3 separate regions of the Homo sapiens genome follow, and regions 1 and 2 are each linked to region 3. The links are chromatin contacts, found by Hi-C or POLR2A ChIA-PET in ENCODE. All regions are on one chromosome and are shown on one strand. Each heading gives the region's core, a stretch centred on a gene start or an enhancer-like site at or near the end of the contact. The rest is flanking DNA. Distances are from core to core; before and after follow the strand shown.

Region 1 (4,235 bases), core at 79-2,578, 110 kb after region 3:
AAAAAAGAAAAAACTCAGTCAAGACCCCCATGGCAAGTGGAAAGGATTTGAAATAGCTCATAATTTGGGCTTTGAGCTATTCTGCAGGGTTGTTAGCTGTTTGGTATGATTCGTTTTATCCAAGAGCAGTTCCGGATTGTCAGGCATCCTCTCTTATTGCAAAGATAAATAAATAGAAATTCAGACATTCGGGGAGAATTTGACTTTTATTTCCTTCTTCCTCATTAGAGCCTATTTGGACCCTCACCCCCACCCCCACCCCCCTTTTAAGCCTTTCCGTTTCATGATAACTCTTTCAAGAAGAGAAACAAGCATAAAACAAACAACAGTTAGAAAGAAGCAACCACCTTGTTGGGGATTCCTGTGAATGTATTTAGAAATGAAACACTTCTTGCTTTTGCTTTAATAAGCATTTAGGAGGCTCTACTATCGGGCCATGAGTAATGAGAAAGAGGTATGGTTTTGATTTACTACTGTAGTTTAAATAGACTTAGAATCCAGTGAAATTGTTTTGTTCTAATTCTATCCATTTTTTTCTCAGTTCACCAACTTCTCAAAGAAAGACTTTCCCCAAGTAGCCGGCATTTTCCCAGTATGATAAGGCAAGCAGCGAGAAAGTTTTGTTGTTGTCTTTGTCTTGCTTTTCCCCACTTCAAGCCTCTGAGGCCCCATGGAAATCCTTGGAGTACACTTGGTTGAGTATGGACCATTCTAAATGAAATACAAATCAAAAGCATCCTTTCACTGGCCCCTTTAGGTTCTTAAGCAGAAGAATGTTCTGATCACTGAAGCCATTTCAAGACCTGAAATTAGAAAGTAATAAAAAATATCACACTCTCCCTGGTGGGTAGGACATATAATTGGTTCCCCAGCAGGACTTCAGCTCCAAGTGAGAAATGCGTAGCCTGTGGATCCTTGCTTTCAGAAGAACCACATGCAAACACTACCAAATAAGTAAAAAATAAGCAAAGGGAAACAGGAAAACCAGAGACAAATTCAGAAATAAATAGCCAAGGGCTAGAAAGAATAAAGAAAAAAAAAAAGCATTAACCCCAGATGTCTTTAAACACAAAAATTTGTGCACAAAACACCAGACGAGACGGTAAGTTTATGTGTTTAGATCAGCTTGGACAAACACCGCTGTTCAGGACTGCAGTTATTTTTTTGGATTCCATTCTGGCTGCAAGATGTTCTTGGGGAGAAAATGGACTGTGCTCACACAATCCTAACTGTTTGGGATTTGACTTAAAAAACTGGCCAGGGCCTTGATTTGCAGCTCACTCTTGGCCTAAGCCCGGCGTTCCAGCCGGTTGGGTTTTGTTGCTCGTGGAGTTTGGAAGCCGAACAGTTGGGGTGTGCTGCGATGGACAGGGCCACTGAGCACACAGAGCCTGGTGCTATGCTGCCACCTTCTGTCTAATGTGTCATAGCAAGAGGTGGCTGAGCTCTGGACTGCCTAGAAAACTCGGTGACTTTCTGCCTTTGAGAGTCAGGTCCTCTATAATCTGCACATTCCGGAGCAGCAGTGCCCTCTCTTCCTGTACACCTGTGGGTTCAAGGCCTTGGGGGCTGGCCCTTTGATAGCTTCTTCCAGAACCCACGCCAGTCTGTTTGTTTGCCTCTCTTCCTCATTCCCTCCCTCTCTCCCTGCCAGATCTTGAAGTTTCCGTAGGTAGAAGGGTCTGGAAAAACGAGGTTGAAGGCAAAGACAGGGCTTTTCGTTTTCAAACGTCAGCACACTCTTGTCTAAATTACTGCCAAAGACAAATGGGATGAAGTGGAGGAAAGGAAAAGTGAGATTGAATAGCAGGAAAAAAGCCCTGACAGCAAGATCTATTGCCCTGTGGAGAGGTGTCCCCAGGGGTGAGCTATTGGTTGAGATATTTAAAACTTGAGTGGACAAAACATTAGACCCTTCACCACAGGGAACAATTCTACAGCAGCCCCTGGGACCTGACCCTCGTGAGCGCAGAGGTCCTTCCCAACTCTAATTTTTTATGATTTCTCAATTGACTTCCCATTCTATAAAAAGTATTCTGTTGCTGCTCAGAAACCCAACTGCTTTGACATTCTGTTTGAGGTCGGGATGGTTTCAATCTACTTTCAGTTGTGTGCAGCATTGAAAATGCCCCTATACCTACTTTTTTTGAGCCAAAGAAATGTAAATTCATATAATTAAGCCTAGAAATATGTATTTGAGGAATGACATAGGGGACACTGCCCTTGACAACTGGCCAAGACATGACTCGCCAAGCACCCGGGGATTTGCTGTACAGCCTTTGACAAATGCTTACCCTTTCTGAGTCACCAGTTTTCATTGGGTTGTCTCACTGGTCAGGATGAGAATATCTGATGCCAGTTGGGAACATTTTGGAAGGACTGTGGTGGTGAAAGAAATAGCTTAGTTCTGCACCTGATTGCCAATCACTCCTTGTTGTGAGGATTGTACACTTCTCAGCTTGCAGGCCTGGATCAGGGGAGACAAAAGGAGGGAGAGAGGTGAGATGTCGGATGTGCGGTCATGGTCTTTGCTTGCAGGTTCTCCCTCCCTGGGGTGACTGGGTTCAGCCATCCAGCTGATTATTTTTAGGCTCTTGTTAATTGCCAGGCATGGAGCTAGGAGCTTGTGTGTCAGAGTGGAAGTGAACAAAAACAGTGGAGAACAAATGGAGTCCTCAGGGATACCTATCTCAGTGGCTTCGAACTGTTCTTAGGGTAAAGTTTAAAATCCCACATTCTGCAAAGCATCAGGTGATCTGGCCCTTCCTGCTTCTTTGATCTCTCCTTGGACCTTTCTCCAGCAGGCTGAGTTCCCTCAATTTTCCTTGGTGAGCTCTGTTTCTTCTCATCTCAGTGCCTGCCTGGGTGCTCAGCCCAGACACTCCTGGTCTTGCCACCCCTTTCACCTGGTCAGTGCTGCTTCTCATCTTTCAGTTCCCAGCTGTAAGGTCTCTTGCCCAGAGACGCCTTCCCAGACCTCTGGGCTGGGGTTCAGTTTCTCCAGCATGTGCCCCTCTGGGCCTTGTCTCATCTCTATCCAAGCACATGCCATTAAGGGTGAGTGCAGGACTGGAGGTTTACTATGGATCTCCTTGCCAGCCCATGCTCCGTGTGACAGGCAACTCGCTTGTCTTGTCTTTGCCTCGCAGGGCCTCCCACAGGGCCTTGTTCAAAGTATAGCTGTTGAGTGGATGAACAAATGAAAGGCTGAATGAATGAAGTGCTATAACATTGGTAGGCACTGTTGCAGAGGTTGAGATAAGGAATTGCACCCGGAAGGGCTTCCTGTAGGAAAAGTTAAGAGTTTCTCTGTTAAGAAAGGTCTGGGGGCAGTTTCTACTGGTTACCCTCCTCACCCCATCCCCACCAGCCTAGGAATGGGGTCAGTTTAAAATTTCTCATTGTAAAATAATACATAGCTGTAGTAAGAAATTCAAACATTACTGAAATGTATAAGCACTAAAAGTCACCATCCTTGCCCCTACAGACATCCTACCCTTTTGGGGATAACCATTACTTCCCTTCCTCCCTCCCAGATGTTTTCTTTATACCTTTTCCTCAGTTGTGGAATTATTTTAAAGTGTTTTATTCTGCCCCAAAAGGTGTATGACAATGTCCTAGAGGGCCTGACTCATTATTTTACTCAACTGGGGATTTGGGGAAAGTCTGGAAAAGTTTGCAGGCCAGAGTTTATTTCCTAGGAGCCAATTTCCCAGCCCTGGGACACAGGGGTTTTGGTCTGGAGAGACCTTTTTCAGTAAGTACAGTGACTATTGATTTCTGCCACAAAGAAGATTGATATGCCAGGAAATCTTAATAGTATGGAAAATATGAATAGTTTGAATGCATTTATGCTCAATAATTCTCAAGTTTAGGGATCGCTTTAATTACACACACACACACACACACACACACACACACACACACACACACACACACAAACCCTGGAGCACAGATGTTGGTCTTCTTTATGATGAGCAGGATAGGGTGAAAGGGGAAGAGTTAGTGATGAGAGCTGATGTTGGTGAGGGCCCTTCATCGGGCTAAGTGCTCTCTCTATATGTATCATTTTATTCAAGTTCCCTGACAACCTTGTGAACTGGGCCCTGCTATTGTCATTCCCAGTTTACAGATGAGGGAACTGAGAGTCAGAGAATTGAAGTATCTTACTCACGGTCAGCAAAACAAGTGAGGGTCGGAGCTAGGACTTCCACCCAGGCCAACTGGCATGAGAG
Region 2 (4,344 bases), core at 1,347-3,846, 86 kb before region 3:
TCCTGCCATCCCTCCCCCAGGGCCAAATGACCCTCCACCACACACTGCTCTCCTTCCACACCTTTGCTTGGTGGAAGCATAGAAAGGACACGGAGCCAACAGGAGGCAGAGGACCTCTGTGGCTTTCCTGGCTCTTCCATATTGGAGAAGAATCCATTTTGGCATCTGAAGTCCGTGTAGGGGAAAGTTCAATATAGGATGCGTGTTGCCTGATGGACAAGGTGTGCAAATATGGATTCTCAAGATGGCAGTGGAAAATTGAGACAGGAGAAGGGGAGGCAGAAAGGTGAACTAGCCAAACAGAAGGCTCTGGAATCAGGCTGCCTGGCTTCAATCTGGTTCTACTACTTCTGCTACATTTAGCTGTGGGGTCATGGTGAATTGTTTCATTCCTAAGTGCCTCCCTTTCGTCTTCTGTTAGATGGGCTAGTACCAGCTCACAGACTTGGCAGCAAGATGAAATGTCTATCAACCACAAAGCACATAGAAAGTACTCAGTATGTGTTGACTGCTATTGAACCAATTCCCTGAGATAAAAAAGAAAGCAGTTGATAAGACTGTGACGACCTAAAACTGTAGGTCCTGTGATTCTCATTTAATTTTCTCGTTCATTCTTGAGATGGTGAAATGATACCCTTCTCACAGAGGGAAACCAGGGTCTAGGAAGAGTGAATGACGTATCCAAGGTGACACAGCAAATAGTGACAGGTGAAGGAATGTGACCAGGTCCCCCAACTTCAGGGGATCTGGCCCTGCAATTCTCAAGCATGGCAGAGTCAGTGGCCTGAGTATTAGAGTAAGGATGACTGTATTTTCAGACAACTTAGAAATATTGGTAGCAACAGGGGTTAAAAGAAAAATGATTTGAAAACTTCAGTTAATTAAAAAAAAAAGAAGCCAATTCCTCAGAACCTACCGTTTTCTACATCCTGGTGAGTCCAGATCTCTCGGTAATTGAGGCTCAGACCAGATGGTCTCCAGGGCAACCGGTATCGTTGTTCAGCACAGCGGTTAAAAAGCTGGGTCAAGAGTCAATCTTGATTCTGCCGTTGGACAAGTTACATCTCCTTGAACAGCTGACTTTTTTTAACGATTACAAAAATTAAGGTTTAATATGCATATAGAAATAGTCACCCTTTTTGGTGTACAGTTCTGCAAGTTTTGATGAACATATATAATGGCGGAAACATCATCACAATAAAAATATATAGGCCAAGTGCAGTGGTTCATGCCGGTAATCCCAACATTTTGGGAGGCCAAGGCAGGAGAATCCCTTGAGCCCGAGAGTTCGAGACCAGCCTGGGCAACATAGGGAAACCCTATCTCTACATAAAATTAATAAATAAGATAAAATTAGCTGGGCATGGTGATTCCAGCTACTTGGGAGGCTGCAGTAGGAGGATCACTTGAACCTGGGAGGTGAGCCATGATTTTGCCACAGCACTCCAGCCTGGGAGATATACATATACACAAACACACACACACACACACACACACTATATATATACACACACATATACATATTTATACATATACATATATATACATATATACACATACACATGTATATGTGTGTATGTGTATATATGTATATATATCTATACACATAAATATGAGTGTGTGTGTGTATGTGTGTATGCATATATACATATATAGAGAGAGAAAACATTCCCCAAAACCTCCTAAAATTCATTTCTGCCCTACCTCCAGCCCCTGGCAGCCATTGATCTGTTTTCAGACCTTATAGTTTTTCTTCACAAGGGTGTCATATAAATAGTCTTACAGTATGTGGTCTTTTGATTCTGTTTTCTTTTACTTAGCCTAATGCATTTGAGATTGCCCACATTTTTATGTATCAGTAGTGTGTTCCTTTTTATTGTTGAGTAATATTCTGTGGTGTTGAAGAACTAGTTTGTTTACCCATTCCTCAATTGAAGGACATTTGGGTTATTTTCAGTTTGGGGTGATTATGAATACAGCTACTGTAAGTATTTACATATGGGCTTCATTCCATTTAGATGAATACCTTGGAGTGGGCTTGATGGATTTTACCATCTGTGTCTGTTTGACTTTCTAAGAAACTGCCAAATTGTTTTTCAAAGTGGCTGTACCACTGTGTGTTCCCACCAGCAGTGTAAGAGAGTTCCAGTTGCTCTGTATCCTCATCAGCATTTAACATTATCCATTTTTAAAATTTTAGCCATTCTAATAGGATGTGAAACTTGGCTTTTAATCTATACAATGGGGACTGTAATTTCGTCTTCATGATATTCTTAGGCAAGGCAGCTGACATGTCCGTGTAAAGCACCGAGCATGGTGCCTGGTGTGCAAGGAAGGTTTGCCACATGCGAGCTGCATTATTTATTGTTCTGTCTAAGCCCAACATTCTTGCATGTGATAGATATTGTACATTATCCTTCTCCAAGTCCCCTTTTCTGCATGAAAACATTAGTGTGTATTGGTCCAGAATGCTACAGAGCTCTGTGAAGAGACCACTTTGTGTGTCTGTTTTAAAATCAGGCTCTGTTTTGTCTCCCTGGCTCTCTGCAAAGAGACGGAGCAATGGCTGCTGGCATCGGGCCAGGCCAGTCCCAGAGAGCTCTGAAGCCAGGCTTTGGTGAGCAGGCCGTCCGGGCAAGCCCTCCTGCCACAGCCTGAAGCCTGGGGGTTTTTCTTGGCCTCCTCCCACCCCTGCTGCTGGGCTTTCTTGCTGGCCTGCCCTGCCAGCACTGAGCTCCCAGCCAGAGGCACAGGGGCACTATACACACGGTTCCCTATTAAACACAGATCACCAAAAAAAAAAAAAAGCAAAACAGTGAAATGAATCAATCTCTGGGGGAGTTGGCCTTGGAGGTCTCGTGGAGGGAAACAAACCATACAAATGCTCCTTTCAAAGCCCAGCTGAGCTGTTGGCCTCGTCACAGTGGTCACTGCTGGAGGCTGGAGATGGTGACATTTATTCTCCCTTCCTGACAGCAGCCCCACAGAGCCGCGTTAATGTTCCAGGTAGCTCTGATACTCAGCAGCAGCCCAAGTTTCCAGGACTTTGGGCATTCTGGCAGCAAGCCCAAAGATATGACATGACAGGCTTAAATAATCCAGGCAGCGAACCTGAAGAAATATGGGGTGGACCCAAAGACATCAGGAGGCTGGCCCAGGCACGAGGCAGTGGGTCTAGGTAATGCAAATGGCAGGCTTAAAGAGAACAGGCTGCGGGCCCAAAGATACCAGACAGCGAATGTGCCTAAGGAAGCCAGGCAGTGAGCCTAAAGAAGTCCAGTGTCAGGAACAAAGAATGCAGGTGACAGGTCCAAAGTAGGGTTACATGGCACTGCTTCTATGGCACTTTTGCACAAATTAGAAAAAGTTGCCCCCTCTGAGCAAACATAGCTCTGCAAGTGCCCTGTTTTGATGGGCAGAACATTCCTGTAGTAGGACACATCATGTTTAACCCATGAGACAGCCATGGGTCCAAGGCCCTTACCTTCCCTGTCACTACCCTGGGTTTCTTTCCAAGTAGATTTTCACGGCCATCAGATGCACCTTACCTATGAGTTAAGCTCTGAGCAGGCCCTCCATGGATCACTGGGATTCTCTTTCAGAGACCATCATTTCATGGTCTCTGGGGGAAGAAGGCCTAACAGGAGGAAAGCTTGAGCTCCATGGGAAGGAGAGGCTGAGCCTGAAGTTCTAGTAGCACAGGGAGTGCTGTCAGCGAGAGAGCACCATTTCCAGCCTCCTTATTTGTCCCAGGAAGAACTGAGAACCAGGGATGGAAAAGACCTGGCAAGGACCACACCATCCCTTGCTGCCAGGTTGCTGAGGGAGACTGGGAGGGGCTGTTCGATTGGTCAGGGGGTTGGATGTGGTGCTACCGAGAACTGCTGATCTGAGGGCCAGCAAGCTACCTTTACCATTCAGGAAGATACAGGTGGATCTGGGAGGTTTTGGAGTAGGCGGCAGGGAAGCAAAACTACAAAAGAAAGACAAATTGACAACTTGAACCTCCCTTGCTTTGGCTCCTGGAACCTACGCTTTCTTAGTTTTCCTCCCACTTCTCTTGCTGTTCCTTCTCCGTCTCTTGGCTGGCTGCCTCCTCCTTTTGTAAACTTCCCAATATTGGAGTGCTGGGAGCTCTGTCCTGAACGATTTCCTCTACCTACACATTCTCTCTCTCCAGGCAATCTCATCTAGACCCATAGTGGTAAATGTCACCTCTTAGTCAATTTGGGCTGCTATAACAAATTACCATAGCCTGGGGGGCTTAAACAACAAATCTTTATTTCTCACAGTTCTGGAGGCTGACAGGTCCAAGATCAAGGTGCTAGCAGATTTGTGTCTGGT
Region 3 (4,233 bases), core at 1,338-3,837:
ATGAATGTTCATAATAGCATTATTCATAATAACCAAAAGTGCAAAGAGCTCAAATGTCCATCAACTGAATGACAAATGAACGGATAAACAAAATGTGGCATGTCCATATGATGGAATATTATTCAGCACTAAAAAGGGATGATACACTGACATGCTACAACATGGATGAAACTTGAAAACAATGTGCCAAGTGAGAGAGGCCAGACACAAAAAGACCACATATTGTAGGATTTCGTTTATAAGAAATGTCCAGACGAGGCAAATCTATGGAGATAGAAATTAGATTAGGGGTTGCCAGCGGTTGGGGAAACTGGAGGACAGAAAAAGCCAATGGGTGTGAATTTTTTTTAATTGCAGTAATGACAATGTCCTAAAATTGATGGAGGTGATGGAAGCATAACTCTGTGATTCTACCAAAGCTATTGAATTGTACACTTTCAATGGGTGAATTGTACAGTATGTGAATTATATCTCAACAAAGCAGTTATAAAAACAAAACAAAATCACAAAATCTCTTTATAAGTCATACAATTGGTTACTTATACCAAGCTTAGGAGGCCAAAATTAAATGAAGAAATACACCTAAAGAGGCTTCAGATCTCTGGAGAAGGTTAAGTATGACAAAGCCTTGGCCTGGACTGGCATACTTTTTCATAATCCCCACCAGTAAAAATACCCCACGAAAGACAAGGTCAAAAGTCTCTGAGGGAGACAGCAACCCAAATGTTATGTTCCTCAGCGAAAAAATCAACAAACTGGTACATCCACACAACAGAACACTACTCAGCGATCCAAAGAAACACGTGACTCACACACGTGGCAACCTGGGCGATCTCAAATGCATCCTGCCGACAGAAAGAAGCCAGTTTAGAAGTCTAGATGCCACATGACTTCATTTATAGGACATCCTGGAAAGGGCAAAACCATAGGGATGGACCACAGATCAGTGGTGGCCAGGGGGTTGTGGGGTGAGGGGAGGGTTTGATTTTCAAAGGGGAACAAAGGAACATTTTGGAATGACAATTTCTATATCTTGACTCTGGTGGTGGTTACATAACTGTATGCAATTATCCAAACTCATAGCACTGTATGCTAACAATAGTAAGTTTTACTGTTTGTGGATTTTAACTTAAAAATGAGGGAAAAGGGGCCAGGCGCGGTGGCTCACGCCTGTAATCCCAGCACTTTGGGAGGCCGAGGCGGGTGGATCATGAGGTCAGGAGATCGAGACCATCCTGGCTAACAAGGTGAAACCCCGTCTCTACTGAAAATACAAAAAATTAGCCGGGCGCGGTGGCAGGCGCCTGTAGTCCCAGCTACTCGGGAGGCTGAGGCAGGAGAATGGCGTGAACCCGGGAAGCGGAGCTTGCAGTGAGCCGAGATTGCGCCACTGCAGTCCGCAGTCCGGCCTGGGCGACAGAGCGAGACTCCGTCTCAAAAAAAAAAAAAAAAAATGAGGGAAAAGGACATGAAAAGCACACTTGGATGTTCAGCTCTGTGGACAGGCACTGAGAAGAGGTATCTGGTCAAAAAATGGGGGCTGTCTGCAGGATGCTGTGACACTCAGGTGACCCATAGGTCAGCTGGGGCTTCCCTGTGCCTTGGAGCTCCAGCCTGTAAATCCCCAGGGCTTTCGCAGCTATGTCTGCTCCTTCCCAAGGCTGTTTGCGCTCGTGGTCCCTTGGCCTCTAGCATCTGCTCACACCGTGGGCTTTTTGCCCAGCAACACCCTGTACTGACCTCTTCACTGGTTTCCCTGAAATCCAGGCACAACAGGCACTGAGAGCTTGTCTGGCTTCCCAGAAGCTAGGGATGGACGCCACAAAAAAGGGCAGCTCATACCATCCTTGTCTTCCTTTCTTTCCATTTCTGTTCCCCATTCCCTTCTCTTGGTTTGCTCCTGGGAACTCCAAATCCTTTGCCCTTTTTTATACGGAGCATTTAAGCTTTTCCCAGCTCTTCTTCCCCAGAGATGTGCTCCAAGCTGATCAGGTCCTCTGCAGAACCAGAGGACTTCTTTTCATTAAAGATCTCTTTACTATTATAAATTGCATCGCATTTTTTCCTATTATACTTGATAGTTGGGACCTGCCTAGTGCTCCTCAGCCTGGATGAGCAGCCCCATGCATTTCTGAGTTCCAGTCCTTCCAAAAGCCTTCAGAAAGCACCCAGCCCCAGTCCAGGCCTCTGCTCGCTGATGAGGTTGCTTTGCCATGTGCCATCTCTCTCCTGTGCAGCTACAACTGTCACTCCCAGATGCACTGAAAGGTCCCCACACTGGCTCTGTGACACTGCAGTTTCTCTCCTGCCTTCCAAATTCATTACAGCAATTTGCAGTTGGTATTTCCTCTTGTCCTTGCTTTTCTTTTTGCTCGCATCCCCCTTTCACTTCCTCCATTTGTCATCTCTGTCAGAAGACAGGCCCTGATTGTTCCAGGTCCATAGCTTCAGCCGAAGCAACTGCAGCCAGCCCCCATTACTGGGCTAATTAACTGCCGGGCTGCCTGAATTCCAAGGTCCTTCCAGGGAAGGGCTTGCCTGCTCCCCAAAGAGGCCACTCCGTCTGGCACTCTGGGAGCGCCGCTGCAGCACCCCAGCCCGGCTCCAGAAGTCTGGGCCTTCTTCCCGTTCCGAGAGCCCTTTCCCCTCATCTCTCAGAGAGTAAGCGTGAAACAATTTCCTCTTTTCACAGGGGCTCGGTGGCAGGCAGATTAATGAATGCGAGCCCAGCACAGAGGCCAGCCTGCCAAAACCGTCTGCAATGCATTCGGTTGTCCCCACGGCGGGCTGCAGGAGGGACAGTCAGAGGTGACAAAAGACACAGAGCTGCGCAGTCAAGTTCCCAGCAGCGGCTGCTGCTCCAATGTGACCTCAAATTCCACTGCAGAAATGATCTTCCATCTCCAGCTCCTCCAATGCCCAAGTCCAACACCCCCTCCCTGAAAGCCTCCACTCCGGAGAAGCCAGCTCTGAGCTCCTTGCTTGATGTTTTGTGAATAAAGGGCCAGCAACAGCCGGTGGCCCCTGCCATAAACACCCAGTGTCTAGCATGCTCCCATTAAGGCTTTGGCGTGGGGCTTCCATGGAGGGGCACAGAGATTATGAGGCCCTCTGGTTCGCAGGCTCTCCACCAGGCCCTCTGCTGCCTGCCTCTGTTATAAAACTGCAGGGCATGGGCGAGACTAGTTGGGTATTTTTAAGAGGCTGTTTTTTTCCTTTCCTTCAGTGCAGTTTTTAACAAACTAGTGTATAGAACTCACTCCTCAAAATGGGAAACAGATGGTCCTAGTGTGGACCTTGGGGATATTTGCTTTGGAAACGCCCAGCATGACAGAGTCTGTGAAAGAATTCTCAGCAGCTGGGTCCCGCTGGGCCCAGCCAAGTGTTCAGGGAGCCTGTTGCTCCCTGAAAAGGTGGTTGCCAGCCCTGGAGTTTCCCTGGAGGGCTTTGCAGCCATGACTGTGACAGCAGGAGCAGACGGTGATCTTGTGAGTTACTCCCTGCCCCCTGATGGAGTGGAATTGTTACTTTCCGTTTGTGGGTCAGTATCCCTTCCCCCAAGGCTGGTTGATAACCGAAGTTAATCATATCTTGGCTTCTTCATGGCAGAATTCTCCAGCCTGTTGGGAGGGGTGCTCTTCTGTATAGGCCCCTGTGTCTGAGCTGCCCAGTTTAGATGCTCGGCTCCCGAAGGACAGATAGCTAAGGCCCAGCTAGTACCATGGCTAGGTATTTTTAAGAGGAAGTGGGATGAATTTACAAAGCCCAGAAACATTTTGGTCACACAGTCACACACACACACACACACACACACACTTACACACATATACACACATGTAGACACACTCCAACATACACACATACCTCACAGATATTTTTGTTTTATCTTTGCCATATTCATGCTCCTTACATAACATGTGTTTTGACTTTTTAGGACTGGGACTGTTTCAGTTAGGAAAATAGCCAGGCTTCCAGATTGTCTCATTTAATGTTTCTAATTTTAAATTATCCTTTCATCTGATATCGATATTACTACATCAAGTCTATTTTTATTTGCATTTGGTTGGCTTATCTGTTGTTATTCTTTTTTTTTAATTTCATGTCATTTTGTTTCCAGGTTGAATTGTGGGTAGCATACAGCGGGATTGTAAAAATCTGAAAGTTTTAGACTTTTTATAAAAGAATTTTATCCATTCACATTTATTGTGATTATAGATATGTTTAGACTTATTT

What was found. Hi-C counts contacts between places; a loop is a spot of excess contacts on that map. ChIA-PET counts read pairs that join two places held with the same protein, here RNA polymerase II (POLR2A). Pooled maps may share reads with other maps.
Region 1: a loop to region 3 is called in a map of CD14-positive monocyte, with 3 times the contacts of the local background. The contact joins two enhancer-like sites. A Hi-C loop is called at or near these places in 2 of 168 maps with a recorded cell type or tissue (CD14-positive monocyte and heart right ventricle) and 6 of 50 pooled maps. POLR2A ChIA-PET finds 5 or more read pairs at or near these places in 1 of 52 experiments (GM12878).
Region 2: a map of posterior cingulate gyrus shows a loop between it and region 3 (10-fold over the local background). The contact joins two enhancer-like sites. A Hi-C loop is called at or near these places in 1 of 168 maps with a recorded cell type or tissue (posterior cingulate gyrus) and 2 of 50 pooled maps. POLR2A ChIA-PET finds 5 or more read pairs at or near these places in 2 of 52 experiments (B cell and WTC11).

What each region holds. Positions count from the first base shown.
Region 1 is chr10:113,383,928-113,388,162 of GRCh38, forward strand. No RefSeq gene overlaps it. Among named protein-coding and RNA genes, the nearest start is that of HABP2, 170 kb to the right of the region's middle. RefSeq lists a silencer at 1,383-1,492. Within about 2 kb of position 1,329, at least 8 of the 41 ENCODE cell types and tissues checked have a DNase peak (open chromatin) inside an H3K27ac peak, as active enhancers do; they include heart right ventricle, where a contact is called at or near this core.
Region 2 is chr10:113,184,640-113,188,983 of GRCh38, forward strand. No RefSeq gene overlaps it. Among named protein-coding and RNA genes, the nearest start is that of SNORA87, 140 kb to the left of the region's middle. Within about 2 kb of position 2,597, at least 4 of the 41 ENCODE cell types and tissues checked have a DNase peak (open chromatin) inside an H3K27ac peak, as active enhancers do.
Region 3 is chr10:113,271,009-113,275,241 of GRCh38, forward strand. No RefSeq gene overlaps it. Among named protein-coding and RNA genes, the nearest start is that of SNORA87, 230 kb to the left of the region's middle. Within about 2 kb of position 2,588, at least 14 of the 41 ENCODE cell types and tissues checked have a DNase peak (open chromatin) inside an H3K27ac peak, as active enhancers do; they include heart right ventricle, where a contact is called at or near this core.